Regions from separate parts of the Mus musculus genome. Here all the other regions are linked to region 1. A link is a loop called in an ENCODE intact Hi-C map of the cell type or tissue named here. Cell type or tissue: left cerebral cortex. All regions are shown on one strand. Each heading gives the region's core, and the rest is flanking DNA. Links, peaks and the distances in the headings are about the cores only. Region 1 holds the start of Gm4598 (predicted gene 4598). Region 2 holds the start of Pinlyp (phospholipase A2 inhibitor and LY6/PLAUR domain containing). Region 3 holds the start of Irgq (immunity-related GTPase family, Q). Region 4 overlaps Ethe1 (ethylmalonic encephalopathy 1). Region 5 overlaps Plaur (plasminogen activator, urokinase receptor).

Region 1 (6,089 bases), core at 451-5,450:
GTCTGTGGGGCATTTACTTAGTGATCATTGGAGGAGGGCCCAACCCATCGTGGGGGGTGCCATTCCCCAGGCTGGTGGTCCTGGGTGCTCTAAGAAAGCAGACTGGTTGGTTGGTGCCTTAGTCTCTAGGAGCTCCCAGGGGTCTGGGTTAGTTGTCACTCTTGGTCTTCCCATGGGCTTGCCATCCCCTTCAGCTCCTTCCCCTAACTCCACCATAGGGGTTTCCGATCCTAGTCCAATGTTTGCCTGTAAGTATCTTCATCTGTCTCAGTTCAGCTGCTGGTAGAGCCTCTCAGAGGACAGCCATGCTAGGGCTCCTGTCTACAAGCACAACATGGCATCAGTAATGGTGTCAGGCTTTGGTGCCCACCCATGGGATGGATCCCAGGTTGGGCCGGTTACTGGATGGCCTTTCCTTTACTCTCTGGCTTCATTTTTTTTGTCCCTGAATTTCTTTTAGTCAGGAACAATTCTGGATCAAAAAACTTGAAGATGCGTTGGTGGCCCATCCCTGTCCTGGAGGTGGTCTCTTCAGGTTCCATCTCCCCACTGTTGGGCATTTCGGCTAAGGTTGCCTGCACTGAGTCCTGGGAGTCTCTCACATTCCAGGTCTCCGGAGGGACTTTCTAGAGGTTACACCCACCGCCACGCCCACCCCAGAGGCTGCTGTTTCCATTCATTCTCCTGCCCCCACTGGGCTTCTCTCGGTCTCCCCCCTTACCTGATGCCTCCTCTTCCCCTCCCCCTCCCCTCTTTCACCCAGATTCCTTCCTCCCTCTTCCTGCCTTTGTTCCCCCTTCCAAGTGGGATTGCGGCATCTCACATGGGCCTTCCTTCTTGTTAAACTTCTTAAGTCCAAGGCCCCCAGCACATCGTAGCAGAGGACTGCCTTGTCTGGCCTCTGTGGGAGAGGATGCACCTAATCCTATCTCTATGGAAGGGGGGTTGGGGGGAGAGGGAAGCACCCTCTCAGAGGTGAAGGAAAGGGGGCATGGTCCCCCTCTGGGAAGGGGGACCGAGAGGGTAGGCAAAATTTGTGATGTAAATAAGTAAAATAATTCTAAAAAAAAAAAAATCAAATATATGCTGAATTTAACCTATAATTAAAGAAAGAAGAAAAAAAGGAAGGAAGGGAGGAAGGGAGGGAGAAGGAGAGGGAGAGGGAGAGAGAGAGAGAGAGAGAGAGAGAGAGAGAGAGAGAGAGAGAGAGAGAGAGAGAGAGAGAGAAAGCAGGCTGAGAGAGCCATGGGAAGCAGTCCAGTAAGCAACACCCTCCATGGCCTCTGCATCAGCTCCGTCTCCAGGTTCCTTGCCCTGCTTATGTTCCTGCCCTCACTCCCTTCAGTGATGAAAAGTGTGTGGAAGTGCAAGCCAAAAAAACCTTTGCCTCCCCTACTTGCTTTTGGCCATAGAGTTTCATCACAACAAGAGTAACCATAGCTAAGACATTTCAGCACAGACCACTGCATGAAGGAGCTTTCCAGGGGCAGCAGTCAGACCTCCCTGCCTTCCAGAGAACCTGAGGTCAGTTTCTAACACGAACACAGTGTCCTGTGGCTCACATCCCCTCTTGGGGATCCAGTGCCTTCTGGTCTGCCAAACGTTATTTTTAAAAAAGAAAAAAAAAAATTTTTTTGTTTTTTTGAGACAGGGTTTCTCTGTGTAGCCCTGGCTGTCCTGGAACTCACTTTGTAGACCAGGCTGGCCTCGAACTCAGAAATCCACCTGCCTCTGCCTCCCAAGTGCTGGGATTAAAGGCGTGCGCCACCACTGCCCAGCTAAGAACAACTTTTTAGATGAAGCCTGAGAGCTGTACCACTTTACCGGTGTAGAGATGTGAATTTAGACGGCCTTTCAAATGCTGGGACAACCGCAATTGTTTATGCCGGAACTCTAAAACAATGCCGGGGGCTGGAGAGTGGCTCAGGGGTTAAAAGTTCCTGTTCTTGCAGGGGACCTGAGTTGGTCCCCAGCACCCATGTCCAGGAGTCTACCACTACTTGTGCCTCCAGCTCCAGAAAATTCATAATGCACACAGACACAGACACATAAATCATAAAGACAAATATTTTCAAGTTAAATTTTGAACATTGGGAATAAAATGTATAATTTACCCTTACCCCTCCCTGCCTGTTTGTTTGTGCCAAAATACCACGTAGCCTAGACTAACCTAGAACTCTGTGAAGCTGAGAGTGACTTTGAACTCCTGATTTGGCCTCCAATTTCCAAGTGCTTAGGATAACCAGCAAGCACCATAGACCCCCAGTAATTGGGGCACTGGTCGTCAAAACCAGGTTTCCGTGTATGCTGAACTAGTACCTGCCAACTGAGCTAGACCTCAAGCCACTGCTTCCGGGATAGTGTGATAACCAGGCTGAGGGGGGCTCAGGGAAACTGAGCCCTGTGATTCCATCTTCCACCACAAGGTGGAGCTCTCGTCCTCAGGTTTATAGGGCTAAAACCAGCACTGTTAAACCAGCTGGTGTGACTGTTCAGAAATGGGGAGCAGGGTTGCATGCTTTAGCGAAATGCTGCACAACGATGCACGCCTCTCTTCCGAATGGTGTGGCCAGAATCCCAGCTCTGCAGTTTCCCAGCCCTGTGACATATCTTGCTTATATGGTTCTTGTTGGTTTTGTTGGTGTTGTTGGAATTAGTGTTCAGTTAGTCTTCATAAAGCTCTTAGACCTATAGGTTAGCTTTCCATTGCTGTGGTAAAATACCTGGAATAATCCATTTGTAAAGAAGAAAGGTTTATGTGATTCGGGGCTTCAGAGATTCACTGTTGCCTTTTCCTGTGGCCTCTGGCCTGGGGCAGCACAAGTGCCCCCAGGGTGTGAGCCCATGGGAGGTCTGACTGCATGGCCTGCAGAAAGCAAAGCAGAGAGGAAGAAATCAGAGGGTCCCAGTCACCTCTTCAAAAGTTTGTCTTGGATGTCCCCTCACCTCTCTACAGCACCACAGCCCGGAGACTGCACTGTTCGTTAACACCCTGAGAGCCTGCCAAGCCGTAGAAATGACACAATACAAGCTCGAGGTCTTTTCTGAGTATATATGTTATATAAGAGAGGAAATTTTATCTCATCTGCGTACATGTGAGGCCCAAGAAAGGAAGATCACATGTTCAAGACCAGCCTCAGAAACTCAGGGAGACTCGATCACAAACTAAACCTTAAAAAAATAAAAATAAAAAGGGGTTGTAGCTCAGAAGTGGAGTACTTGGAAGGAATGGGCAAAAGCGGCTCATGTGGGGAGTTTGTTTAGATCTGCAATGCCTCCTAGGGACTCCTGTTTTAACCACTTGGTCCTGAGCTGGTTGTCTTATTTCCAGAGGTTCCTAAACCCGGTTGGAGAAAACAGGAAGTAGGTCGCTGAGAGACGGTCCCTGGTCGGGGAAGATCCTTTCTATCCTTCTCATTCGTTTGGCTTCCTGTCGTGAAGTTTTGCCCTACTGCAGGCTGAGCCCTCTGAAAACCGGAAGCCAGAGCATGTATCCTCACCCCCACACCCCATAAAGTTGCATGTCAGGTATTTGCATCTGGGTCACACACACACACACACACACACACACACACAAGCAACTGACATAAAGATTGCCTCACCTGAGATCCTGTCGGCTTGCTGAACTGGCAAGATCACTCCCAGCATTCCCTTCTCCGGAACAGGCATGGTCCAGAATGAGATTGGGACTGGAGAGGCGAAAGAGAGGCCCTTTTCTTGATCTGCTCGGGAGATTGTAGCAGGCTGTGGGTGCTTTCCACATTCACAGTCACTATCATTTATCTCCCATCTGGTTTGCTGGTATAGGGTTCTTTTTAGATTTTTTTTTTCACCAGTATTTATTTATTGTGTCGCCACCGCACATATGAGGAAGTCAGAGGACAGCTTGCCGGAGTGGCTTCTCCTTCCACTATGTGGACTCTAAGAGTCAAAATCAGCGTGTCAGGCTTGGTGGCAAACGCCTTTACCTGCTGAGCCCTCTCTCCGGCCTTGGTAGACAGTTTCAAGCAAGACCATCATTTGCTGTACATAGTATCCTTCATTCTAAGCAATAATGATATTGCTGAATGGTGAGGTGTGTTATCTCAACACTCAGGAGACTAAACAGGGGATAGTTAATAGTTATTTCCAAGGCCATCATGGTCCACAGAGGATTCTGTCCCAATAGCAGCAGCAAGAAACAACATCACTGAGGAGTCAGGAAATAACACTGTCCCTTCTGCTCAGAGACCAAGGGTTCAAAACTAAGCAAGGAAATGAGCAATCCAGATGCACTTATTTTGGTACTGGGAATTGAATTCAGTACCTTGAACATGATAGGCAAGCACGCTACCACTGAGCCATACCCTGACCCCTCACAGGGGGGTTCTAGGCAGGGGCTCTACCACTGAACTATGGCACCAGTCATCTTTTTACTTTTTTTTTTAATAAAAAGTAAGTGAAAACTGGAAAGATGGATGGCTCAGTGGTTAAGAGCACTGGCTACTCTTCCAGAGGACCTAGGTTTGATCCCCAGCACCCACATAGCAGCTTATAACTGTAATTCCAGTCCTAGGGTATCTACCACCCTCCTCTGACCTCTTTAGGCACGCAGACATACAGGCAGGAAAACTACCCGTTCACATAAGAATAACTAAGTTAACTTTTAAATAGAACTAAACTAAGCTGTCCAGAGCAGGCTTATGCTCATTCTGTCTGCCCATCGGGCCTTCTCCTTGCTCTCTAATCCAGACAGACCTTGGACACGAGTCTCCCAAATGCTCAGATTACACACAAATACATCTGGAGGGATGGTAACAGCCTCCCTCAGGCAGAAATGTAAACATTCTCAGTGACAACTCAGAGAGAGGCCTGAAAGTCCTATGTCTGACATTTTGGATTTACCAGAGTCTCAGTAACACCTCATAGTTATCACAGACGAGACCAGGAGGCCGGAGGATGGAGATGACCCTGCAACAGAGACCAAGAACCAGGAAATGCCACACCCAAAGTCACTGTGCGAGTGACAGCTATGGACCAGCCCAGTCCCTCTATCCTACCCACTGTGGGGCAGGGAAGTGGTGTCATCCTCACGCATATGCGGGTGACAAGTGGCCCAGCAGCTCCTTGCTCTCCCACAAGTCCTAGTGCCTCGTGACCTGATTGTTTTCACAAGCAGCTGCTTTTCCTGGGAAACCTGCTCCGGCAAATGGTTTCTTGCCCTTCGCTTGTAAAGTTCAGATAATCGTGGCTCTAGCGTCACAGGGCTGTTGTCATGGGAACATGATTTCTGCACACCAGTGGTGCAGGCTGGAGATGGAATCCAGACTTGTAAGGCGTGGAGAGGACTCAGAAGAGAAAAGAGCAGAAAAGATCTGAGGGTGGCCTCTAGGCTGCTCTGCACCTTGGTGGATAAACTTACGATTAATGAATTTATGGCAAAAATGAAGAGAAACAGAGGCTGGAGCGATGGCTCAGCACTTAAGGACACTGGATGCTCTTCCAGAGGACCCAGCTTCAATTCCTAGCACCCATATGGAGGATCCAGTTGCAGGGTATCTGACACCCTCTTCTGGCTTCCACAAGCACTAGTCATACATACACACACACATATGCAAAAGACACATATGCATAAATTAAAAATAAATCTTTTTTAAAATGAAGAAAAAATAAATAGATATATAATTGAAAATATAAAACCATGCATGCTAGCTCTCACCTGTCCTCTCAGCACCTGGGAGGCTGAGGCAGGAGGATGACTAGCCTGTATCAAACAAACCAATAATTATAGTTTTAAGGTGAAAGTTCCCCCAGAGATTCATGTATTTAACACAGCTGTGGGTGCTGTTGGTGGGGGTGGGTGGGAGGCCTTTAGGACACCCTTGGGGGTGGGCTTCTGTTTTGTGTGTGTATGAGGGTCTGTGCACATGAGTGCAGGTGTCATCAGAGACCTGTAGAGGGCACCAGATCCTCTGGTGCTGGATGAGAGATGGTTGTGAGCCATGTAATGTGGATACTGGAAACTGAGGTCACAGCTAAGAGGTCTCTACAGACCCAAGCGGAGCAAGTTCTTAAAAGTTACAGACTAGCCCAGTTCCTGTCTGTGCCCT
Region 2 (6,089 bases), core at 770-5,769, 120 kb after region 1:
ACTCTTCTTGGCCACCTTCTGGCCCCGGGGGACACAGTTAACAGTAATGGCTGACACTGTCCCAGCTGATGAAACTGAGGCCCAGAAGTAGAGTCAACCTACTCAGGGTTACCCAAGGATTCCTGGAGGCACAGGGATTTCTAAGCCCATTTTCCAGGCAAGTTAGCCGAGCAAGCTCTCTACTACAGAAAGGAAACGACTCAACCTCCAGCCAGCTGGCAGTGGAATGTGAGCGGGGGTCTCACTGCCCCGGGAATGAGGAGGTGGGAGATGGCAGCATCACCTGTAGGACCACAGAGATGGTCTTCTCTCCTGCCTTGGCTGCCCGCCACTTCCGGTAAGTGTCCGCCTTGAGAAGATTTTCGGCACAATGGGTCTGCAGGCAAGGGTGGAAAGGTGGAAGTTCTTTAAATAAAGCTGACTTTTAAAAATAAGATTATTTTTGAATGTTTAAACTCCCAAGAGCTAGCCGACTCTCCACACTTGACTTCACGCCAGTCCCACCACACACACACACACACACACACACACACGCATACACACACCCCTGCCTCGAGTTTTCCTTTCACCGAGTTTTTCTTCACAGTTAGAACTTCCCAGGCCCCTCTTTTTCCTTACTCTCCACAGTGGCCCCAAACTTCCCTAACTGCCCGTCTCTCTCGGAATGCACGTCCAGCCTCTGGAAACCCCACCCGGAGCCCCGCTCAGAATCCCGCCAAGATCCCCCCCCCCCTTTGCGCTTCCAAAGTCCTCAGCATCCCTCAGGAAGCCCCTGTCTCCCCGCTGCTCCCACGTCAGCCCCTCACCGAGTCCTGGCTGCTGCAGGACACGACGTGGCGGAGGCTGATCTCCGGCATGTCCACGCCCGTGGACGCCCGACCGTCCAGGGAATGAAGAAGAAGGGTTGCAGCTCCGGGGGGCCCCCGGAGAAGGTTGGGGGAGCGCGCGCGCCCTGCACGGGACTCAGTGCGCAAGCGCGCAAGGCTCGGGCCTTTCAAACCGCGGCGCGCCGGCGCACACGTCAACACTGCGCATGCTCGGTTGGGCCTCTCCGCGAGCGAGGCGCCGGGTTCCCTTAGCAACAGGCATTCCCCCTCCGGCCCCGCCTCTCTCAGGTTCCACCACTCTCCGGCCTAGCCGCCTGATAACGTGGAGACTCGGCTTCCTGGGAACCTAGCAACAAGAGCGGCCTCAGTGATTGGGTCCTACGTGTAATTTGCCCTGGTCATTGGACCGTGAGGTCACCAACCAAACCAGAGCCTTGCTCAGAAACGCTGAAGCTGAGAGTTTCCTGAAGCCTGAATCCTGTTTGAAATAAGATCTCTGGCACCTGTTGTTGCGGACACGCTCTGTTCCCCTTCTCTCTCCAAATGCAGACAAACAGACGGACGGACGGATGGACACACAGAGACGAACATCGACAGACAGATGGCCGACAAAGATCTCAGACCTCTCTTAGCTCATGACCTAACACCAAAAGAGAGGGAGAAAGATCTTAATACAAATTGTGCACAATATACTTGCGTGCGTCCACAAATACCTTGGTTCCCCAATGCCTTGTAAGCATTTGTCTCCAACTTTGCCCGTCTCTGTCTGCTGACAGGACCTCTTTTGTTCAGTCCCCTCAAGACCCAGGGGCACATCCCTGGGTGGGGTTGGAGCTGGACACAGCTCGAATACAGAAGCATGAAGGTGAGGCAGGCACACGAAAGAGAAAGGAAAGGCCACAAGGCGCCCGGCCCCCGCAGGACGGGTCTAGACATGCTGGGCGCTCCCCGGTTAGGACCCAACCTACGCTGGGCGCCTCCTTGGGAAAGGAGAAGAGGATGGATGCCAGTCTCCAAAGTTGCTCTGCACCCTCAGGGAATCAGATGACCCACTCCTACCTTAAGATTTGTGAACAACAACAATTAAAAAAAGGTGCTTGGATACATAACTGAGCTTCTGGGTCCAGGTGGAAGAAATTTGGGCCCAGGTGCAGAAAAGGGCTGGGTCCAAGTGGTTCAGTTTTCTTGTGGATGCTGGTTCCGTGGCTCTGACCCGGAGGCTGTGGAAGACTCCCATGGGTTCTGAGCTCAGCTATTTCTCACCCCAGGGTGAAGGTGGGACCAGACCCGCCCTTCCCCAGCTTCTTATAAGGGCTGAGGACCTGGGACTACAGGTTCACACACCATGATTCTGTTTAGAAGACACAGGACCTTCCTGCTGGCCTTCACACTGCTCTGTACCCTCCTGGGTCTCGGTAAGTGACAAAGGGACCTGGTCCTCTTCCCCAGTACCTCAGAGGGCATTGGGCAATGTCCTCAAGAGAGGGATAGCCTGAGAAATGAGATTTAGGAGAATAAAGAGGTGAAAACCTGGGGTCTGAGAAGGCTTGATGGGCCCTGCATGGTCTGTCCTCTAGGAAGGGCCTCAGAACATGACATCTGAATTCTAGGAAAGCAGATGAGAGAGCTTGGCCATCAAAGGCAAACTTTAAAATTAGTAATAAGGAGAGAGATGGCCTTTCTCTCTGGACCTAGAGGGATTCAGGACCTCATCTTACTCTTTTACTTAGACACAGTACTCCAAGCCAGCTTCACTGTCCCTGTGACCCAAATGGCTAGGTTCCTCCTCTGTCAGGACCAAGGAACTGATGCCAGCGATACCTCTGGGCCTCAGTCTCCCTTTCAAATGTAGGACCCAGACCTCAGAGTCAGGTACCTCTGCCTGAGCTGCCAGACTTCCGTGGTACCTTCCTAAGGGAGGGAAGTTCCACACCCCAAGAACCAGCTGGACCTGAAATTTTGCAAAAGCTCCATAGCACCTCTGCCACTATCCCTGCGTCTGAGCTTGCTCAGGGGACCCTGGCATCCAAAGTCCCCAAGCCTTGTAATTATTAAGTAAAACAGGCTCTGTGGTAGAGTCATTTCCTGCCCTGGACGCCACTTCACTGGCATCGCCACGGCTTCCTTGACTCTATAGCCAGTTCCCTGGACAGTTCTCAATGTCCCACCCATGGAAAACTAGAAAGAGCCCGGTCCCTCCCCAAAAGTCACCTCTCCAAAGCCCAAGTCACGGTCTGAAGACCTTCTTTAACCATGACCATATACCCTGTTCTCCACTCTCCTTGCTGCAGGGTGCCCTCTAACTTGTGAGGTGTGCAAAGGCTCGGGGCACACATGCAGCGGGAAGATGAAGACCTGTGAAGACGGCAAAGACGCATGCGTGGTCCTAGTGAGCGAGTCCAGCACAAGTAGGAGGGTGTGGCTTCAGCGGAAGGGATTGGGAGGGACCTCTAACTGTAGGTGGGGGATAGTCACAGTGAAATGTAGGAAGAAAATCAGGGGAGGGTTGAAATGGAAGAAGGAAGAGATAAAGCGCCAGTCAATTTCACTGGACCAGAGTTCAATTCCCAGTACCAACATGGTGGCTCACAATGGTCTGTAACTAAAATCTCGGGGGATTTTATGCCCTCTTCTGGTTACCACTGGTATTGCACACTTGTAAAGCACTTACATATATATACTCATGCACATAAAATATGAGGAGCTTGGTGAGGTAACTATGAGAGGACACAAGAAAGTAGCAGGAGGGAAACTGGTTTTTCTTTTTGTTTTTAAGAAAAATTCTATTTGTAATTAATTATTTGTGTGTGTGGGGGGGGGGGGGGCTATGCAAGAAAGCACAGTGTTTATGGGGCCTGGAGGAGAAAGATCCCTTGGAGCAAACGTTTCAGGCAGTTTCGAGACACCGGTGAGACGAGCTGAGTTTGGATCTTCTGCAAGTGCAGTTGGTGCTTTTTTTTTTTTTTTTAATATTTGATTTTTTAAGGTTTATTCATTTATATGAATACACTGTAGCTGTCATCAGACACACCAGAAGAGGGCATCAGATCCTGTTACAGATGTCTGTGAGCCACCATATGGTTGCTGGGAATTGAACTCAGGACCTCTAGAAGAGCAGCCAGTGCTCTTAACCACTGAGCCACCTCTCCAGCCTCCAGCAGTTTGTGCTCTTAAGCAAATCTGTTGGGCGCAAAGGAAGAGGAGATGGTGTTAGGGTCAGGAGAGAACAGAAAGGAGCTGCCTGATGAGAGAAAGACCCTGAGGAATGGAGCAAATAAATCTAGAGAAAGTAGAGGTGCCGGGATAGGGTGATGAGCAAGAGGATAGTCACAGGTCTGAAACCAGCCTGAGCTGTACAGCAAGACCCTGACTTAAAAACAAGCACAGAAGAAAGTGGGAGGTACAGATGGCAGAGGAGGAGGAGGAGGAGGAGGAGGAGGAGGAGGAGGAGGAGGAAGGGGAAGAAGGGGGAGAGAGGAAGGGGAAAGATCTGGAGAGGGAGAGGTGGAGGGAGGAAGAAGGAAGGCTGAAGGAAGAAAGGGAAAGGGAGGGTGAGGGAGGGGAAGGGAGAGGAAGGGGGATGAGAGAGAGCAAAGAAGGCAAGGGAGAGGTGTGGAGGGGTGGGGTAAGAGGAGGAAGGAGGGAGAGGATGGAAATGGGGAGGCCCAGAAGTACATTGGGAGAGGCTAGCCTAAATCAAAGAGAGCACCCCAGACCTCAGAGATGATGGGGAAATAAGGACGATTGGGTTGGATGTTCATTTTCAATGGTAAGAGAGAGCCTTAGTTATAGGACAGTGATTCCAGCTGAGAGACGGACGGGCGGAAGGCTGTAACAAAGGAAGGCCGTGCTTCTGTCATGGCCTTTTTAACATTAAACGTGTGTGTGTATGTGTGTGTGTGTGCAGTCCTGAAGGTCACCTCTCTTTTTTAATAATTTTATGTACATTGGTGTCAGATCCCCTGTAACTGGAGTTACATACAGACAGTTGTTAAATCTGGTCGTCTAGGAAGAACAGCCAGTGCTCTTAACCACTGAACCTTCTCTCCCGCACCCCCCACCCCGCCCCATGATGTCCTTTAACCCATTCAGCAAGCTGAGCTCTTGCTCAAGGGCTTTATCCTCAGCTTCGAGGTGTACCACGTAAATGATTTTTCCAACTTCTTTAATGACATCCTGGCGAGTCGTTTCTCTCACCCAATGCTCTTCTGTTTTTGTTTTTGTTTTTGTTTTTGTTTTTTTGAGACAGGGTTTCTCTGTCTAGCCTTGGCTGTCCTGGAACTCACTCTGTAGACCAGGCTGGCCTCGAACTCAGAAATCCACCTGCCTCTGCCTCCCAAGTGTTGGGATCAAAGGCGTGCGCCACCACACACCACACACCACAGAGAAACCCTGTCTCGAAAAACCAAAAAAAAAAAAAAAAAAAAAAAAAAAAATTTTTTTTTTTACTTATTTTAGCCAAGTGTGGTAGCACACACCTTTAATGCCAACACCCTGGAGGCAGAGGCAGGAGGATCTCTGTGAGTTCAAGGCCAGCCTGGTCTACAGTGAGTTGTAGGTCAGAGCTACATAGTGAGACCCTGTCTCAAAGGTTTATTTTAATGTATGTATACGTGAATATGCATATGTGTTTGTATGCACATATGAGTGCAGATGCCATGGTGATCTGGAGAGGGATGGGGAGGGGTGAGGAAGAAGTGATTGACAGCACTGCCATCCCTCCACTCCTGCCCCCTACTCTGCAGAGGGCCGAAAGTCAGTGAACACCTTCAAGGCCTGCATGAAGTACAAAGACTGCTACTCAGGCTTCGTATCAACCACCATGACTCCCAGTGACTACATGGTGTCCAACGCCCACTGCTGTCAAAGTGACGGTTGCAACAGTGGCTCTGTGCCCCGTAAGTACCATTCAAGAACAGTGTGCCTGTCCTGTGACATCTGGCACACCACCCTTGACTACTTCCAGGCCTCCGTTTCCTTACCTGCAAACTCTACCAACTAACTTCTGTTTCCCAGGGTTCAGAGGGTGTTGGGGTAGCAAGCCTTCCAGCCTGCTTTATGCAACGTCTTTCTTCACAGCTCCCTTGAACAATCGGACAGAGAATGGCCTGATGTGTCCCTCCTGCATTGCGCCCTTCCAGGAGACCTGTCCAGGAACCCAGGCAGCTCGCTGCGTGGGCCGGGAAACACACTGCATCTATTTTGCTGGCAATGTGCAGGCTGGTGAGTGGTGCTTTGATTGGGGGAGGGGGTGTCTCAGAA
Region 3 (6,089 bases), core at 418-5,417, 130 kb after region 1:
TTGGTTGGGCTCTGGGGGTCCCAGCACCGCCTCCGCATCAGCCAGCATCTCATCTAAGGCTTGTAGAAGTACACCGTGCGCAGCACGGTAACCCAGCCCACCTGTTGCCGCAGCACCACCCGTGGGCCATAGGAAGGAGAGCGCGCTCAACGCTGCACCTCCCGCCGTGCCCTCACCTGCCCAGGACCCCAGCCTGGCCTCTACCTCGGCTCGCGTCACCGGGCCCGGGAAGCGCGTGCGCGTTGCCAGTACTCCGGGAGCCAGGCCCAAGGCGCGCTCACGTCGTGCTACGGCCGCGGGTTCGAGGCCTAGCGCGCGCCTCCACTCGGCCAGCTGTCCCCGGAGAAGCGCCACATCGCAAGCCCAGCCCAGCCCTGGTACTGGGGCGGCGGCCGCCGCCAGGCTAGCCAACAGGGCTGGCCTCCACGCCCCTGCCCGTAGCGCAGCCGCCTTCCTCCGCGCCGCCCGGGGACTTGCAGGTGGCAGCGCCAGCAGCAGAGCTCCGGCCTGAGCTGTGGGCAGTGCGTGCTGGAGCCAGGTTCCGAGGCCTGGGAGACCGCCGGGCCGCATCGGGAACACGGGCGGAGGCGCCTCCTCCAGCACCTCCCATAGCTCATCCTCCGGGCTCCGAGCGGCAGTGCACCCCGAGTCCCCGATGCCAGCTTTCTTTCCTTCGCTGCGTGCATCCCCTGAGTTCCCATCACTTGCATTCTGGGCCTTTTCTTCTTCCAGAACCTCGGGTGGATCTTCGCCCTGGCCGTCCGTGCGCACACCGACGAGTGGAGCATCTGGGGACACCAATGAGCGGACCTGGGCCCAGTTCTCCTCTGTGGGAGCCCCGGGGGTGACAAGGATCAGGGCATCGTAGTGGGTTGGGTGAGGGGTGACGGCAGGAGATGTGGCCGTGGGGCCCAGGGGAACGGTCCAGAGCACTACGTTGGGGCGCTCTGGAGCAGGATAAGGGGTGGGCCCAGTGGGTGCTGAGGCAGGCGCAGCACCTGGGTCTCCAGGATCCAACCCCAGCAGCATATCTAGCACAAGGCCTACATTGGTGGTGCCGGCCACCGCCAAGTCCAGTCGTGCGCTGCCCAGGCGCTCCAGACCAGCGCGCACCCACGACAGCGCCGCCTCCAGGCCACCGGTCTCGAAGGCCTCACGAACAGCTTCCAGCTCGGCTGCGCCCAACACCTCGAAGCCATCCTGGGCAGGAGGCAGGAGCCTGCAGGAGAGAGGGTGGGAGATCGGTCAAAGGCAACAGAGCTTTAAAAGTAGGAAAAGCTGGGCTGAACGAGCAATTACGGGAAAAAAAAAAATCTTTCTGAATCTCAAGAATTTAAGTAGGGAACTAATGCACATAGAAAGAAGGCACGGCCGGGCGTGGTGGCGCACGCCTTTAATCTCTGCAATCTCTGCACAAGTGGCAGAGGCAGGCAGATCTCTGAGTTCAAGGCCAGCCTGATCTACATAGCCAATTCCAGGACAGCTGGAAATACAGAGAAACACCCGTCTCAAAAAAAAAAAAAAAAAAAAAGAAAGAAAGAAAAAAAAAGAAAAAGGAAAAAAAGAAAGAAAGATAGAAAGAAAAAAAAAAAAACCAGGTGAGGCGGGACCATAAAGTTAAGAGAGTTCAGGGAAGAGCTTAAGTCCCCTAGAGGTCCCGCGGGTAAACTAACCTAAGGTCAGGTTTCCAACCGAAACTACGATGAGGACCCTATTTGGACTTCTCTTGATACAGATCAAGAGATCGGGGTCAGAGCTTTTCCAATGGTGTGCTGGTCAGGACACGTTTTCTATGGAGTGGGGCTTAGAGGAAGGCGAGGACATAATGGCAATTTCAGTATGGCCTATGGTGTCCCTGAGGGTGGATGTAAATAAGAGAGACCTCATCTAGTACTGGTGGGCCAGCGAGGTTAACTAAACAAATGAGAAGCAGCTCTCCAACTTATGCAGACCCTTCCTGAGTCGCATTTTGAGAACCATAAAATGAGACAGCTGGCAGGTGGGGAGGGGCTGGGTGGATTGGCGGGCAGTAGGCAGGGTAGAACTGAGAGGGAACTGGAAATGGAAGAACAGGGCGAGCAATCGGAAATAATGCTCTGTAAAGGTTTGGTGTTAACGAAAGGAAGGATGGGAGGGGAGTCACTTGAGAACCAAGCCAATGAGGAGGATGGGAGTGCTGGAGAGGGATCTCAAATGTTACGAGAGATGGGAGTCCAGCATCTTGTCTGACACAAGTATTTGCATATATATATATATATCTGGGCTTGTGATGCCAGAGAGCTTGCACGAAACAGGACCTTTGTGGTGGGCTTTCCAGTTGACCCTTGACGGTGCAGGCTTTAAACGACAGAAAAGTGATCCCTGCTTATGGCAGAGTCTCCATGATCTCAAACTCTGTGCTCATGGGTGTGGTGGGTGCTGTCCTACGCAAATAAGTAGGGTATGGACGAATGGGCAGCCAAGAAAAGCTTGCGTCTAACACTCTAGGAACAGGGCTCGAGAACTTTAAAGACCTCCGTAGCTGAGTTGGATCTAAGGCCACCCCATCCAGCCCGAACTGTCCCCTCACCTCTGCAGCGCCTCCGCCTGGGTCCGCAGCACCACCTGCAGGCGCTCTAGCTCCTCGCAGCGGTCACTGCTGCTGCAATCCGCCGGCGGCACAAAGAGAGGCGCAGCTCCTAACCCAGCACTGTTCAACAAGGCTGCAGTCTCATCCCGGGCTTTAGCTGCATTCTGGGAATCTCCAGGGCGCAGATTCCGGACAGCCAGCAGCGGGGTTCCTCTAGCCAGGGCGGCTCGCGCTGCCTCTCCCAGAGCTGGGGTCAAGGGCTCCTCGCTCCCCTCAGATCCTGGTAGCACCAATACCAGCAAGTTGGCCTCCGCCGCCCAGGGCCCGGGAGCTGCGGGTGGGCAACTCAGCTCACCCAGGAAGAGGCCCGGAGCCGCAGCTCTCAGGCTGGGGACTCCAGAGTCCTGCCGTCCATCGGGAATCTCTACCGTGTCCACATTCTTACCGCATAACGCGGCGATCAGGGCGGACTTTCCCGAGCCGGGAGGCCCCAGGAATAAGGCAGTCACGTCACCCTGAGGCAGAGGCATTGCTGGAAAGCAAGAGGCGGGGAAAGAAATTGGTCAGGGAGCACGTAAGACTTTTTGTTTGCTTCTTTTCTAAGACAGCGTCTCGCTGTGTAGCCCTGGCTGGCCTGAACTCATTACGTAGACCAGGCTGGCCTGACATTCAAGAGATCGATCCTCTCCCCTCTGTCTCCCAGAGTGCTGAGATTAAAGGCGTCGCACTCCCCCACACCAATCAACACCCTCTCCTAACTGATTCACTGTAGATCCAGGCTTCAGTCCTCCAGCCTGTCCTCTACTTCCATTCTCCAGTGTCACGCTGCAGGACCTAGAAACTCAACCCCCAGGGCCTATTCCTGGGAGAGCCAGGTATATGCCCATTCTCCACACGAATGCATTTCTCTATTTAAAAAAGAAGAAACAGAAGAAGGAAAACAAAAACCCTCAAAAACCTGACTGCCAAACTCGAGAATGGTCTTTCCCCTCCCCATTCCAAATCACCAACCGATCAGAGAGGTGACACGCCTGGAGAGCACAGAGGCCCAGCCCCTTAAGACGAGCTGACGGAGGCTGAAGGGGCAGGAGTGTCCGGATTTAGAAACATCCGGACTCCTTCAGGTGGCTCTATACTGACGTCATTCCTTCCAAGACCGGTGTGTCTTGGAGTGCCACTGCGGAGAGGAAGAATTTTTGGCAGCTCCTTCTTTCTAGCTAAGGCTGTTTGGGCAAAGGCACAATAAAACCCATGCGCGTGCGCAGAAAGTTTTGGGGCGGTGCCCCACCAAGACCAGCAACCAATACGCCTGCGCAGTACGTGCAGGGTTTGTACGGCAAAGGGGGACAGGAAGCGATGAGCCCACGCAGTAAGCTTAGCGTTGTACGGAGCACACAACCAACGTCATCATCACGCACCCCTGTACAGAAAAGGACCTCTCCACTTGCCCTTGCGAAGACTTGCCTGCCGTGACTATATTAGTGCCGGACTGCAACCTTGAACCTGACTCGGGGACAATGGTGGTGCAACAGATCACTGGAGTCTGGAGACTAGGAAAAACTATCCCGCTCTCGTCCGGTGGCAGAGCTGTGGCGACCAACTGTCAGGCGCAGCTAAGGGACAGTCTTCGGGGAGGAAAGCAAGAGGCGTCCGTGACCATCAAGAACTAAGAGCAGAAGGCAGTGCATGGGAGCAGCGTGATCCAGAAATGAACTAGTGAACGCGGGCGGCGGTGACTACGGTGAAACAGTAATCAATGTCAGAGAAGGATGTCTCCTGGGAGAAGGCGGGCTCAAGTGTGAGCACCACTGCTTGTGCGGGGGTTATGGTTGACACGTGAGAAACTAGGATGGGGCTGGTAAGAAAGACCAAGAGTTCCACCTTCGAGGGAATTCGGTTTCGTGAAGATGAGGACACAGGGGCTTGAAGACCGAGGTGTCACAAACCCGAGGAGTCTCCCATGTGAGACTGCTGAAGCTTTTCTAGTGAGAGTGTCATTAGAGTTCAGTGAGTGTCAAAAAATAGAGCGAGGCCCACTAAGGTTGGTGGCAGCCACGCCCCCCCCCTCTCTCTTTCATATCAGAACATCGCCCTGAAGACACTGTAGAGGGCAAGCGTCTCCCAAGGAATGGAGTCCAGACAGCCCAGGAGACGACCTCTTTGAGTACTGCCAGAAAGAGGGGTTGGGTGCAGGAGTGACAGACACTAAAGGGACCTCCATATCTCGACGCCCCGCCCTGCTACAGGTGGCCGCAGTGACTACCTGCCAGGAATGACCTCCTCTCATGATCAAAATTATTTCCCTTGATTTGGGCACACAAACAGAAGCAGGACGACATTTAGAGGAATAAAGGGCTGCCAGGCGAAGATTGGGTTGTGGGGTGTGACTGGCAATATCATTACCTGGAATGAGTCCCCAGGGTTCTTGTCCCACTTTCCCCCTAGACTTTCAATATGACTATGCTTCAGTTTCCCGTAGCAAACGTGTGCAACACGGGCTATGGTGGTAGCACACCTTTAATCCCCGAATTTAGGAGGTAGAGGCAGGCCGTTCACTGAGTTTGAAGCCAGCCTGCTCTATAGAGAAAGTTCCAGGACATCCAGGGCTACACAGACAAATCTTGTCTTAATAAACAAACCAAAACGGGCATCACAGCTCACTTCCATGGGGTAGTTATGGAATTAGCTGTCGAAAGGGGAAAACTTGACTTGAATGAAATTTAATTTAAATGATAACATCTACTTTATAACAGCTGTGACCCTGACTGAGTGTTCTCTGCACTGGGTGCATTCGATGCCAAGTATGGAGGAGTGACCTTGATTATCTCATTCGGCTCTAATGTCGGGCTGCGGTGTACCGCAGCGGTAGTATCAGTGTCTCACAGGCAGAGACCACAAGGAACACATCTGGCTTGGACAAGCTGGGATTACCGTTCAGTTTTCAAAACCCTGTATTTAAGCCAGGCACACGCCATTAATCCCAGGACTCTGGAGGTAGAGGCAATTGGATCTCTGAATTCGAGGCCAGCCTGGTCTACAGCGTGATTCCAAGACAGCAAAGGTTACACTGAGAAACCCTGTCTCAACAAACAAAACATAAAACAACCAACAAAAACAAACAAACAAACCAAAACCCCCTGTATTTAAAACAAGTGGTGGTGGCTCATGTCATGTCTTTAATCCCGGCATTCAAGGAGGGAGAGGAAGGTGAATCCATGAATTTGAGACCAGCCTGGCCTACAGACTGAGTTCCAGGGCAACTAGGGCTGTTACATAGACCAACCCTGTCTTACACAACTCCCCCCGCCCCCCCCCCCCACCCAATTTGGTGGTTCTCAGAACAAAATTGAGAGACAGCTTAGGAGTTAAGAGCATTAGTTGCTTTTACAGAGATTTCAAGTTCAGCTCTCAGCACCGGCATATTGGCTCACACCATACATAACTCCAGGTCCTGGAGATCCAATGCCTTCTAACCTCTGCAGGCACCAGGCATGGATATGGTGCACACACATACAAGTAA
Region 4 (6,089 bases), core at 461-5,460, 61 kb after region 1:
TCACACATTCACACATACACACAAACACAAAACAACACACTCATGTACACACTCAAACATTGCTTACACACTCAAACACACATACACACACAAAGAAATACACTCACACATAAATATACACACACATACATAATAAACACACTAAATGTACACACAAACACTCACTCTCACATACACACAAATACACATTTACACACTCAAACTCACATGCACACACACACAAAGAAACACTCTCACACACTAAAGACACACACACTCACATGTATATACACACAATTAAAAATAAAATATCTTAAAATGGTATTTATCATAGTCATTTTCTCTCAGTGACAGAAAACTAACAGCCAAAGAAATCAACATGAAGAAACACTGTAATAAAACTTGGGAAAACAAGCCCAGCTTTGTGGCACAGGCCTAAGAACCGAGGACCAGCAGAAATTCAAGATCACCCATTACTGTAGGGTGGCTTTTGAGCCAGCCTGTGCTATACAAGCTTTGTCTCTGAATAAAACAAGATAAAATAACTTTGACAATTAAAAACAAACATAAAAATCTACAAAGGAGGGCCAGCAAGATAGCTGAGTAAGGAAAGGGGCTTGCTGCCAATCTGAGTTGTACCTCAGGACCTCACGTGGTGATTGCCCTGTGATCTACACACAGGAGTTGTAGCATATGCGTCCCTCATCCCTCTCCACAAAACCCTTCTTGATATCTACAAACCCTGTGGGCTGCAGGGCTGTAGGGCTGCTGGACTCCAGGTAATAATACTACATGAGCAGCTCTGTCAAAAGTATGCCAGTCTCAGAAAAAGCATTCGGAGGCTTTTCTTCTTTCACCACGAACTGAAACACTTTGAGTAGTTCTGGCATGGTTATTTTCAATAAGAATTGAGTGACTCTCTCTCTCTCTCATGCACCTCATGGGGTTCATTTGCTATTTATTCATTCTTTACAGCTATTGTGTGCAGAGAGATGGATGCTGAGAATTAAAAGCAGAGCATTGAGTATTCTAAGCAGGGGCTCTACCACTGAGCCACGCCCCCCCCAGCCCCTCGCTGGGGGATTCTAGGTTTGTCTATTACTTAGACACACCTCAGCCCCTCACTGGAGAACTTGAGGCACAGGCTCTAGCACTGAGCTGAGCCCTCTTTTTTTTTTTAAATCTGGGTTTTTTTTTTAAGATTTATTTATTTCATGTATGTGAGTACATTGTTGCTGCCTTCAGACACACCAGAAAAGGGCATCAGATCTCATTACAGATGGTCGCGAGCCACCATGTGGTTGCTGGGAATTGAACTCAGGACCTCTGGAAGAACAACCAGTGCTCTTAACTGCTGAGCCATCTCTCCAGCCCGAGCCCTTTTTTAACTTGTATGGTTTCTTTTTACAGGGTCTCATGCAGCCAGGTAGCCCCAAAATTGCTCAGTAACTGCCCAGGCAGGTCTTGAGTTTGTAATCCTTCTGCCTCAGCACCCAGAGCTTCCGGGATTGCAGGCCCTTTGTATCTTTTAAAATGCTCCCACAACCATCAAAACCATCACATGACAAACGTTCCTATCACTTCCCAAGGTTTCTTTGCACCCCTTTCAAATATCATTCCTCCACCCTGTCTCTAGACAAGTCCTGACTTGCTTCCTTTTACTATACGTGGCTTTGTAACTCATCTGTTCTAGAATTTTATATAAACAGGTCAAAATAGTTATAAACAAAATAAAATTGCTGGAAGCAGATAGTCTAAGTTCTAATCTCAGATCTATTTGCTCTTTGGGCCTATCTGCTTATTTGCAAAATATAGATAAGTACTGTCCCCAGCCCCATGATATGCTATGAGGATTGAACTGCTTCATGTATATAAAGAACTTAGAAAAAAGCCTCAGTACACCATTGGTGCTTCACAGTAAAAAGAAGAAGGGACTGGAGAGATGCTCAGCTGTTAAGAGCAAGTATTGTTCTCCTAGAGGCCCCACTCAGTTCCCAATAACCAAAGGATGGCTCACAACCATCTGTAACACCAGGCACATGCCACACACATGATGCCAATGCATGAGGTAAAACACTCACACATCATATATATATAAGTGTGTGTGTGTGTGTGTGTGTGTGTGTGTTGTTTTAGATGTTGTTTTTTTCAAGACAAGGTTTCCTTGAGTATCCCTGGCTGTCTTAGAACTCACTCTGTGAACCAGACTAGCCCCACCTGCAATGTGAGATCATGATTCTTTTTTTTTTTTTAAGCAATACAGTGCATTTACAGTAATAAGGCTGAGGACCTAGCTCCATGATAGTGCACTTGCCTACAGTGAATGAGACCCTAGTTCATTCCCCGTGAAAAAAATAAAGACAGCCTTTCCTGTTTGTGAAGCTTGCTGACTGATGAATCGCCTCAGCTGCAGAATATTCCGGAAGACTCCTGCGGGCCTAGCAACAGCTGGCCAGGGACGCCCCGACCCATCCTTCCATCAACAATATCTCTTTCTTTCCAGAATGCATAAAACACAGGACATTATCTCCACCCACACCTCCTCCTTTCCCAGACTCCCAGAGGGCCTCGCAGCTCGCGTAGCCTGCACTGCCGCCTAGTGGTCAGCCAGCTCCTGGCTCCAGGTCCTCTGGCGCCTTCCTCCAATCTCAAGCCCTAAGTGGTGTTGGCGCCCTCTGCTGTTCTTAGGTCTTGGGAGCTTAAACCCCCAAATCTCATTTTCCCACTGTCTCTAAATGGCTCTCCATCAGCTAAAACCTTTCCTTCCCACTGTCACTAAACGGCTCTTCCCCAGGTAAAACTTTTCCTTTATTTTGTGAAAGAAAAGGTATTTGCGATAGAACAGTGGTTAAGTGTCCTTGCGCGAGACCCAAGTTCGCTTCCCAGCATCCACATGAAGGCTTACATCTGTCCTTAATTCCTGTTCCTGATGATGCTATTCACTCTTCAGGCTTCTGCAAGCACCAGGCTCATGTACTTACATACACTCAGGCAAAGCATGCAGATACATAAAACAAAAATAAAAACTCGGCAGAGGAGGCTGGCAAGTTGGCTCAGCAGGTAAAGGTGTTTGCTGCCAAGATATAATCTGAGTTCAGTCCCTGGTATCAACACTGCAGAAAAAAACAAAACAGTCCCAAAAGCTGTTTGTCCTCCATACATGCACCCTTCACACAGAAATAAAAAAAAAATAAGTCTTGTAATTTTTAATTAAGAGGGCTAATGAAAGGTGCATGCCTTTAATGTCAGCATTTGGGAGTCAGATGCAAGCAGATCTCTGAGTCCAAAGCCAGCCTGGTCTATATAGACAAATCCAGAGCAGCCAGAGCTACACAGAAAAACTCTGTCTTAAAAAAGCAAAAAACAAACAAACGGGCCTAATGAACATGACAACAACAGAAAAAAGAGGAACAGGGATGCAGATCAGAAGTACAGTGCTAGCCGGGCGGTGGTGGCGCACGCCTTTAATCCCAGCACTTGGGAGGCAGAGGCAGGCGGATTTCTGAGTTCGAGGCCAGCCTGGTCTACAAAGTGAGGCTACACAGAGTAACCCTGTCTCAAAAAAACAAACAAACAAAAAAACCCCAACTCCCCCCCCCCCAAAAAAGAAGTACAATGCTTACCCTAGGATCCCCCAGTGAGGAGCTGGGGGCTTGGCTCAGTGGTAGAGCCCCTGCCTACAATCCACCAGTGAGGGGCTGGGTGTGGCTCAGTGGTAGAGCCCCTGCCTAGAGTCCCCCAGGAAGGAGGCGTGCTTTGTGGTAGGGAGCGGGCTTGGCATGGTCAAGGGCCTAGTTTCCGTCCCCAGCACTGCAAGAGAAAAATAGCATCTGGCGAATTTGCTAAGGTTAAAGGAATGCCCTTGCTGTGACTCAGCAATGCAATTCCTCGGAACTGAGGTCAACTTCTGCCAGGGGACTTGTACAAACAAGAATATCAACATCCTTCACAGTTGTGAAAACCGAGGATAGCTATCCAAAGGAGCATGAGTACATAACCTGTGGGGCTCACATCAGGGGTTGGCAAAACTGTGGTGAGGGGATTAAAACCTGACCTACCACCTCTTTTTAAGCGGGCGCTCGTCAGTGTTTACGTTTTCTCTTGGCTGGAACAGACCATGGGCAGGCACACCAGTGATCCCCGCCCTGCGGAGGTGAAGGCAGGGGAATTAGATCCAGAGTTCAAGGTCCTCCTTAGCAATATGGCAAGCCCAAAGCCAGCCTGCTCTAAGTGAGACCCTGTTAGGAGAAGAGCAATAGAGAGGGATTTTAGGCAGTTCTTAGCACAGGCCTAGGAGTCTGTATGACTTGCAGGTGCACTGGGGCCACACTAGGGGGCGGAACACTGTGAGAATCACATCTTAGGAGCTCTTGGGGGTCACAGCCAGGCTTACTGCTCCAGTTGTGCCAAATGTTTTCACACCGCAAGAGGAGAGCCGAGTCACCAGAACACATGACCTGTGGCCAAAACTTACAGCCAGTAGTGGTGGCACATGCCTTTAACCCTAGCATTTGGGAGGCAGAGTCAGGTGGATCTCTGTGAGTTCGAGGCCAGGGTGAGTTCCAGGACAGCCAGGGCTACAAAGAGAAACCCCATCTCGAAGAAACAAAACAAAACAAAAAAACCAAACAAACGAACAAGAAGATTGGATTTACTATTTAATGTTTCATGGAAAAAGTTGGCCAGCCCTGACTCTATAACCATGAGAAAGAATTATAACTCAGAAGGCAATGGCAGGGGAATCTCTGTGAATTTGAGGCCAACCTATCTAAATGGTGAGCTCCAGGCTAACCAGGGCTACATATGACACCTTGTCGCAAACCAACAACAAAAATGACAACTACAGACATCAAACAGAAGAAATGAACATCGACTCGGCCCATACTCTGTAGTATGTTTCTGGGCTTTGTTTTCCTTGGAGACAGGGATTCACTCTGTAGCCCAAGCTAGCCTGGTACTTGCTCAAGTAACCCAGGCTAGTCACAAGATCAAAAGTTTTCTGCAGAAAGCATCAGAGCTAGGATTAGGGCCAAGTGAAGCTATTTGTGATTGTGTGTGTGTCTAAATGGTCCCTCGGGAGGAGGTGTCAGTGGGCAGGAAGAGCAGAGCATCCCGTGGGGGTGACAGGGATGTTCTGTAGGGATACAGGAGGAAGGAACCCAAATGCAAGCCAGTAAGAACACAAGCAAGCTGTACAGGTCCAGTGTGTGCACACTTTCCTTCATTTTATGTATCATATAATGCTTTGTTCTGTTTAAGGGGTTAAGGCAGTCCCCTGTCTTATTTCTAATGTTTTTAGTACATTTTATTTATTATTATTATTATTATTATTATTATTATTATTATTATTATTATTGTGAAGGGGTGTGCATGCCTTAGCCCAACCGTGGAGGTCAAAGGTCAACCTGGGAGCTCAGCCTCTGTTGGCCTTAAGTTCATTATTAGCCAAGGATGACCTAGAAACCCTCATCCACGTTGCTATGGAGTACTGGGACCATCACAGGGATGGCGGGACTGCAGCTGTAACCCACAGGAAACCTGTTCAAGAACAACCATAGCAGTACTGCCCATCAAAGTCCCAGGGTGGAAGCCATTCAAATGCCTATCAACTCGTGAATGAAGAAGTAAAACACAGTAGGTCCATCATGCTCTAAGGTTGTTGAGCAATGAAGGGAAATGAAAAAGCAATGGAGCTTGGGACACGGGTGGAGCTTGATGGCACAGAGGAAGACGAAAGTCAGCCTAAAGGCTGCAGGCTGTGGGCTTCCATTTCTATGAACAGTGCAGACAGGCAAAGCCAGACAGACAGAAAGCACAATAAAAGTGACTTAAAGACTGGGGCTGGAGAGACGGCTCAATGGTTAAAAGCACTGGCTGCTCTTCCAGAGGACCTGGGTTCAATTCCCAGCAACTACTTGCTGGCTCACAACCATCTGTAATGGGATCTGATGCCCTCTTCTGGTGTGTCTGAAGACAGCTACAGTGTACTCATATACATAAAATAAATAAATACAACTTTTTTTTAAAGTGACTTATGATCAACCATAGTGGCAGATAGACTGTCAGCTACTAGAGAGGCTGGGGCTGGAGATCAGAAGTTCAAGGCCTGG
Region 5 (6,089 bases), core at 516-5,515, 190 kb after region 1:
TAGGTAGTCTGAGCTCCAGGCCAGTGAGCAACGGGGACCATTGTCTTAAATCCAAGATGGGTGCTCCTGAGCAAGATGACTGAGGTCGACCTCTTGTTGCCCCCCCCCCCCCACGCGGGTAGGCATGTGTGCAAGGGTAGGGAGGGACAGAATCAGCAGGAGGGAGTCTTTTCTGGTTTACACAGGTTCTTTCTTGTCCCCAGCAAACCCCAGGAGACCCAGGACTTTGCCTAGATTCTAACTTCCAATAACAGTTTCTGCTTAAGTCAGCACAAAGCGATTTTATCTCTTGCAGCTAAAGATCCTGTAAGACCAACTCAGGAGCCTGAGAGACTGAGGCCTAATACAAACCGTAGAATAGGACCTTGTGAGGCCATTTCTACATTCTGAGTCCCACTGCAAGGCATCATGGGAAAGGAAGCCTTAGCCTCGGTGTCTTTTGCGAGGCATCACGGTGAGACTATTTTCTATTTCAACTAGGAAGCATCTCATACAACGTCATCTTTGGCTCTCTGCTGCAGGGCATGATGGGAAATATAGCCTTGGCTCCCCGCCCCCCCACCCCCTTCCCCCACCCCCGTGGAAGGCATCAGCAATGATATAGACTGGGGGGCTGGGAAGACAGCTTTGTGGATACAGTACTTGGCTCCAGAAATAGGAGAACCTGAGTTCAGATCCCCTGTACCCATTTAAAAAAAACAAAACAAAACAAAACAAAACAAAACAAAAAAACCAGACAGTCTTAGTACCTCTGTGGTTATCGTGCTTGGGAGACAGGACGATCTGCAGCATCCTCTCAACCTGCATAGTCAAACCAGTGGGCTCTGGGGTTCAGTAAGAGACCTAGCCAGGCATGGTGGTACACACCTTTAATCAAAGCACTGAGGAGGTAGAGGCAGGTGGGTCTCTGTGAGTTTTAGGCTAGCCTGGTCTATAAAGTAAGTTCCAGGGCAGCTAGGGCTACATGGTGAGATCCTGTCTCAAAGCAAAAATCAATCAATCAATCAAACAAACAAACAAACAAAAAAACAATTCCCTGCTGCTCTCATCTTCCCAAGCTAAATGTGACAGTGGGGAGACCCAACCTTGTTCACTGGTACAAAAATCTTTTATATATATATTTATATAATAAATTAGAGCAATAACAATGATAATAATAATAATAACAGCAACAATATTATCTCAACTAAGAGGCCCCTGCTGCCCGCAGCCCTTGTTCCAATTCTCTTCTGGTTCATGGAAAAACTGAGGTCCAAAGAAGACAACACGAGGGCACACACATCCTCAAAGATGGAGCAGGGGGGAGGGAGTCAAAAGACCCTGGGTCCAGCCAGGGCTGCCGGCTCAGGAGTCAGGTCCAGAGGAGGACGCCCCATAGTCCGAGGGTCAGGAGCAGAGAGGCAATGAGGCTGAGTTGAGCAGGGCCTGGCCTGGGGGCGCCCCCTGTGGGGCTGTTACAGCCGCTGCCGTGGCAGCAGGAGACAGAGACGTTGAGGTGGGTCGGGAAGGAGTCTGCCACGTGGGAGCCTTGGCACCAGGAAGCCGTGGCGCAGCCTCTTACGGTATAACTCCGGTTTCCCAGCACTGAGGAAAAAGAAGAGTCGGTGAGTCCGAGTAAGAATTCTCAGGAAAGTGACAGGCTCCTGGTGGTGGACGCCATCGCCAACCACCAGTTCCCTGTTGGGAGCAGGGCTTCCCAAAGTGTGTTCCAGGAACCCCTGGCAGTGCCTCAGACTCACACCAGGATTGATTTCATAGTAACACTGAGATGTCATTTGGCCCTTCCAAGCTTTTTGTGTGTACAAGAGATACTTTTCCAGAGAAACCCCAGGACATGATATTGCAACAGGCGGAACACGAAAGCAGAGCCGGGGACCAGCTGTCTGCTATTAGAGCCAGACGGGAAGAGGGTTGCCACACAGTAAACAATGACAGCACTCTCTTTGCACTTTTTCATTATGAAAAACACAGGCACCCCCCCCCCATCAAAACTATTATTTATGAGACCAGCTATGGTAGTGCACACCTTTAATCCCAGCACTCAGAAGGCAGTGGCAGGCAGATCTCTCGGTTTGACGCCAGCCTGGTCTACAGAGTGAGTTCCAGGGCAGCCAGGGCGACAGAGTAAGACCCAGTCTCAAAGAGAAACATTAGGGTGTAATGAAGTGTATTATTCTTGTTGGCTCCACAGAGGCAAACTCTCTTGTTGCAATTTGTCCTTTTTGCAGGTAGACACCGCCTCCTCCCCACCCCCCAGACAGGGCCTCTCTGTATGGACCAGGCTGTCCTCAAACCCAGAGATCCACCTACCTCTGATTCCCAAGTGCTGGGAGTAAACTGTGTACCACCATCCCCAGCTAAAGTGTCGCCTTTACCATAGGAAGATCCAACCGGACCATCTGTCAATCAGTCTTATCAGCGCTCAGTGCCTCAGTGGGTCCCCTTCCAGCTCCCACAGGGCCTCACCATCTAAGCCTGTAGCCACCAGGCACTGATTCATTGGTCCCCGGCAGTTGATGAGAGACGCCTCTTCGGAGGAACACCCAAGGGTATTGTTCCCCTCACAGCTGTAACACTGGAAGCCATTCGGTGGAAAGCTCTGAAGATCCAGAACTTAAAGATGGAAAAAAAAAAAAAAAAAAAAAAAACGACAGGGAACGAAGATGAGCACTGGGTCTATGCAGCCATCCATCTGCCCACACTCAGCCTGAGGTGATAGGGCGCCACCTGATGGTCATGCCCAGGAACTGCATTCTTTTGGCATTTGGTTCTCCAGGGTTGAACTCCACTCACATCTAGCTAGGCAACTGATGGTGGACCCTAACAAACTATGTATTATCAAACAGGCCCCACTCTCTAAAAAGTTACTAAACAGAGTTGTTCACTGTAGTATCCACTGGCTACCTGTGTTTCTTAAGGTTTAAATGAATTATTGTTAAATATAGTCCTCGAGCTAATGAGATGGCTAAGCAGGCAGAGGAGCTTGCAGCCAAGTGTGATGATCTGAGTTCAGGCCCCAAGACCCACATGGTGGGAAGTGAGAAATGACTTCTTAAAGTTGTCTTCTGACTCCTACAATTAAACTACGGTATGCTCATGTGCGCTCGTGTGCACTCATACACACAATACAAATTTGAAAACTATAAGTATGTGTGTCATCAGATCCCTTGGAGCTGGAGTTACAGGTAATTGTGAGCTGTTCCACCATGGGTGCTGGGAACTGACTCCAGATCTGGTATCTACTCTTAGTAGATGGTGCTGGGCCATCTCTTCAGCCTTCAGTACAAACAATGTCTATTACTGTGGAAAGTGATAGGGTCTCATGTAGCTGGGCTAGCCCTGGAACTCACTGTATAGGAGACAGCTTTGAACCTTTGAAGCTCCACCTCTGGCGTACTGAGATTGTATTTAGGTTCAAATTAATTAATATGAAATAGTAAGTTTAGGACTGAGATGGCTCAGTGAGTGAAGATGCCTTCTGACAAGTCTGAGGACCTTGCTGAAATGTGTAAGACCCTGGCTTCAACCGCCTGCCCCAGGAATCAAAAGCAGGGTTTTGCAGAACATTAACAATTTTAAGCACATTTATTTATTTTATGTGTATGAGTTCTTGCCTGCACCGGTGTCTATGTTCCATATGCATGCAATGCCCATGGTGTCCAGAAGAGGGCACCAGATGCCCTGGAACTGTGGTTACAGATGTGAGCTGGGTGGGCACGGGGACTCAAACCTGGTCGGTCCTCTGCAAGAGCAGCCAGTGCCTTTAACCACTGAGCCACCTCTCCAGCTCGGTTTATAGAAGAGCTATATTTCTACGAGATTGCTATGAAATGGTTTCCTTGACCTTAACCTCATGCTGTGTTGGGATATCACGGTGGCTTGGACAGCCTGGCTCTGTAATCTCAGGACACACAGCTTTGTCAGCAGACAGTCCCCACCCAGAGTGGGCAGAGCTGGGGCATGGAGAATTGAGTGACTCAGTAGCAGATTTGCAAGTCAGGGCAGACCTCCAGGAGAGGCGATACTTATGCTGTTTGAACGGACTTAGGAGAGAGTGAGGAGAGAGAGTTGTAGAAAGAGACAGGAATGTCCACTTCATCTTTCCTGCTCCTCACCTGGGCCACCATTGCAGTGGGTGTAGTTGCAACACTTCAGGAAGTGAAAGGTCTGGTTGCTATGGAAACCTGCTGTGCCTGGGCATCCGGGAAGACTGCCACAGCCTCGGGTGTAGTCCTCATCCTTCAAGCTCCCTGCAGAAGGCAGAGGGCAGATCCTGGTAAGGGGCTGGGTGTTGATTTGCCCCCTTGCGCACACCCCTTTTATCAGAGGCCCTTGCTACTTAGGGTAACTTCATCCTTAGCCAAAGGGCTTCGTGTTCCTTTTCCCCTTTGTTATAGATAAAGGAGGCCCGAACGATAAATAGATCCTTATGCGTTTCTGGGATTTCTAGAAAGAAAACCCTTACAAAACAAAGGAATTTTGGGGCCCTTCTTTCCCCTTTTCTTCTCTCTGGAATGTGGACACCAAGTCTGGAATTATGGTGGCCATACTGTGCCATGAGGCAGTCATCAGAACGAAAGCAATATGGGAGACATGATAAGGTAGCTGGGTTCCTGGTCACTCCCAAGCTGATCCAGTGACCGGGAACTTCCAGTCACTGAGAATGTTGGTCCCGTGACTGTGTGTGGATTCAGTTGTCTCTTGCTTGCGCTCTGCTCCCAGGACTTGAAGATCTCTACTAGGAGTTGCCCAGCAGATGGGAGCTTACTTTCTGTGCTCTGGAGGGTCACCACTTCAATACAGTGCTCTGTAGGATAGCGGCATTGCAGGCTTTGCTCCCGGCCCCTCTCACAGCTCTGGTCCAAAGAGGTGCAGGACGCACACTCGAGGTAACGGCCCTGGGGGAAAGCACGGCCTCGGGCTCCTAGGAAGAGGAGAGAGTGGCGTGTTGGCGGCCAGGTCCTGCAGAGAACTCCACTCTGAACCTGGCAGCCAATCACCAAGCCTACTTATCCCAAGTCCTTCTAGAATGAATCCTGTCCTTTCCCGCCTTTGGTACTCCTCAATACGAGCGTCTACGTGGTTCTAGCCACGCCCATCTCCACTCCAGTTCCTCTCAAATGGCCCTAAAATGAAGTCTTTAAAGCACATCTAATCCAGTTCTCCTCTGCTCAAAACCCTTCCAGAGCTCCCTACTGTTAGATTAACAGCCAAGCACATGAGTGTGGCATTCCAGGCCCACTGAGGACTGGGTCCCTGCCACCTGTCCTGCCCCATCTCCAAGTGCCAGCCTCTCCCAAGCTCTCTTCCATACTGGCTCCACAGTCTTAGCACATAGACCCTGAGCAGCACCAGACTTCTTGATAGTCTGTTGTCTCTGTCTAGAACACCCTTCCTTTATTCCTGGTCTTTCCCAACTCCTCCTCATTCTGCATCATTCCTAAATAGCACCTCTTCTAGGCAGGGGCTCTACCACTAAGCCACGCCCCCAGCCCCTCACTGGGGGATTCTAGGCAGGGACTCTCCCACTAAGCCACACCCCCAGCCCCTCACTGGGGGATTCTAGGCAGGGACTCTACCACTGAGCCACGCCCCCAGCCCCTCACTGGGGGATTCTAGGCAGGGGCTCTACCACTAAGCCACGCCCCCAGCCCTTCACTGGGGGATTCTAGGCAGGGGCTCTACCACTAAGCCACGCCCCCAGCCCTTCACTGGGGGATTCTAGGCAGGGGCTTTACCACTGAGCCACGCCCCCATCCCCTCACTGGGGGATTCTAGGCAGGGGCTCTACCACTGAGCCACACCCCCAACCTATTACTGGGGGATTCTAGGCAGGGGCTCTACCACTAAGCCACGCCCCCAGCCCCTCACTGGGGGATTCTAGGCAGGGGCTCTACTACTGTGTTGTATTAGTAGCCCCTCCCCCTTTTTTGATACAAGGTCTCACAATGTAACCATAATACAGAATCCGTTATCTCCAGCTATCTCATGGAACAGAACTATCTCTTAGCTTTGCCTTTATTTCCAAGACAGTCTACCTGGAATCACAAATTATCACTCACTGATGGATGACCCGAAAGGCCAAAGCC

Evidence for each region. Peaks named below come from ENCODE experiments on the same cell type or tissue, not always from the same donor. Only the 100,000 strongest peaks of a DNase experiment are listed, where the experiment ranks them.
Region 2: it touches region 1 in a loop (2.2-fold over the local background); 9 of 42 quality-filtered maps call a loop at or near these places.
Region 3: it touches region 1 in a loop (3-fold over the local background); 10 of 42 quality-filtered maps call a loop at or near these places.
Region 4: a loop joins it to region 1, with 6 times the contacts of the local background. A loop is called at or near these places in 23 of 42 quality-filtered maps.
Region 5: it touches region 1 in a loop (2.6-fold over the local background); 12 of 42 quality-filtered maps call a loop at or near these places.

The regions. Positions count from the first base shown.
Region 1 is chr7:24,659,093-24,665,181 of GRCm38, reverse strand. It overlaps Gm4598 (predicted gene 4598), which reads right to left and starts at 3,888. Exons shown (of 2, transcript NR_030681.1): 1 at 3,603-3,888; 2 at 2,073-2,866. In left cerebral cortex, for the core only: a CTCF peak has its summit at 2,414 (motif pointing right); a DNase peak (open chromatin) is centred at 2,427.
Region 2 is chr7:24,542,077-24,548,165 of GRCm38, reverse strand. Pinlyp (phospholipase A2 inhibitor and LY6/PLAUR domain containing) reads left to right here and starts at 2,161. Exons shown (of 5, transcript NM_001037143.2): 1 at 2,161-2,242; 2 at 3,119-3,235; 3 at 5,573-5,725; 4 at 5,907-6,050. The coding sequence starts at 2,173. Xrcc1 (X-ray repair complementing defective repair in Chinese hamster cells 1) reads right to left here and starts at 1,467. Exons shown (of 18, transcript NM_009532.5): 1 at 1,331-1,467; 2 at 807-1,173; 3 at 284-376. The coding sequence starts at 857. In left cerebral cortex, for the core only: a CTCF peak has its summit at 3,454 (motif pointing left); a DNase peak (open chromatin) is centred at 1,122; H3K4me3 peaks cover 979 bases; H3K27ac peaks cover 714 bases.
Region 3 is chr7:24,528,396-24,534,484 of GRCm38, reverse strand. Irgq (immunity-related GTPase family, Q) reads right to left here and starts at 3,837. Exons shown (of 3, transcript NM_153134.3): 1 at 3,581-3,837; 2 at 2,570-3,101; 3 at 1-1,219. The coding sequence starts at 3,099. In left cerebral cortex, for the core only: CTCF peaks have their summits at 2,617 (motif pointing left) and 4,128; DNase peaks (open chromatin) are centred at 2,665, 3,051 and 3,901; H3K4me3 peaks cover 3,481 bases; H3K27ac peaks cover 2,684 bases.
Region 4 is chr7:24,597,638-24,603,726 of GRCm38, reverse strand. The region is part of intron 3 of Ethe1 (ethylmalonic encephalopathy 1); the gene reads right to left. Among named protein-coding and RNA genes, the nearest start is that of Ethe1, 6.8 kb to the right of the region's middle. In left cerebral cortex, for the core only: CTCF peaks have their summits at 2,609 (motif pointing left) and 4,292 (motif pointing right); a DNase peak (open chromatin) is centred at 2,581; H3K4me3 peaks cover 312 bases; H3K27ac peaks cover 308 bases.
Region 5 is chr7:24,470,734-24,476,822 of GRCm38, reverse strand. It overlaps Plaur (plasminogen activator, urokinase receptor), which reads right to left. Exons shown (of 7, transcript NM_011113.4): 4 at 4,769-4,924; 5 at 4,116-4,250; 6 at 2,467-2,613; 7 at 855-1,584. The coding sequence ends at 1,352. Among named protein-coding and RNA genes, the nearest start is that of Cadm4, 8.2 kb to the left of the region's middle. In left cerebral cortex, for the core only: CTCF peaks have their summits at 1,449, 2,731 (motif pointing left) and 3,658 (motif pointing right); DNase peaks (open chromatin) are centred at 2,728, 3,687, 4,004, 4,138 and 3 more places; H3K27ac peaks cover 518 bases.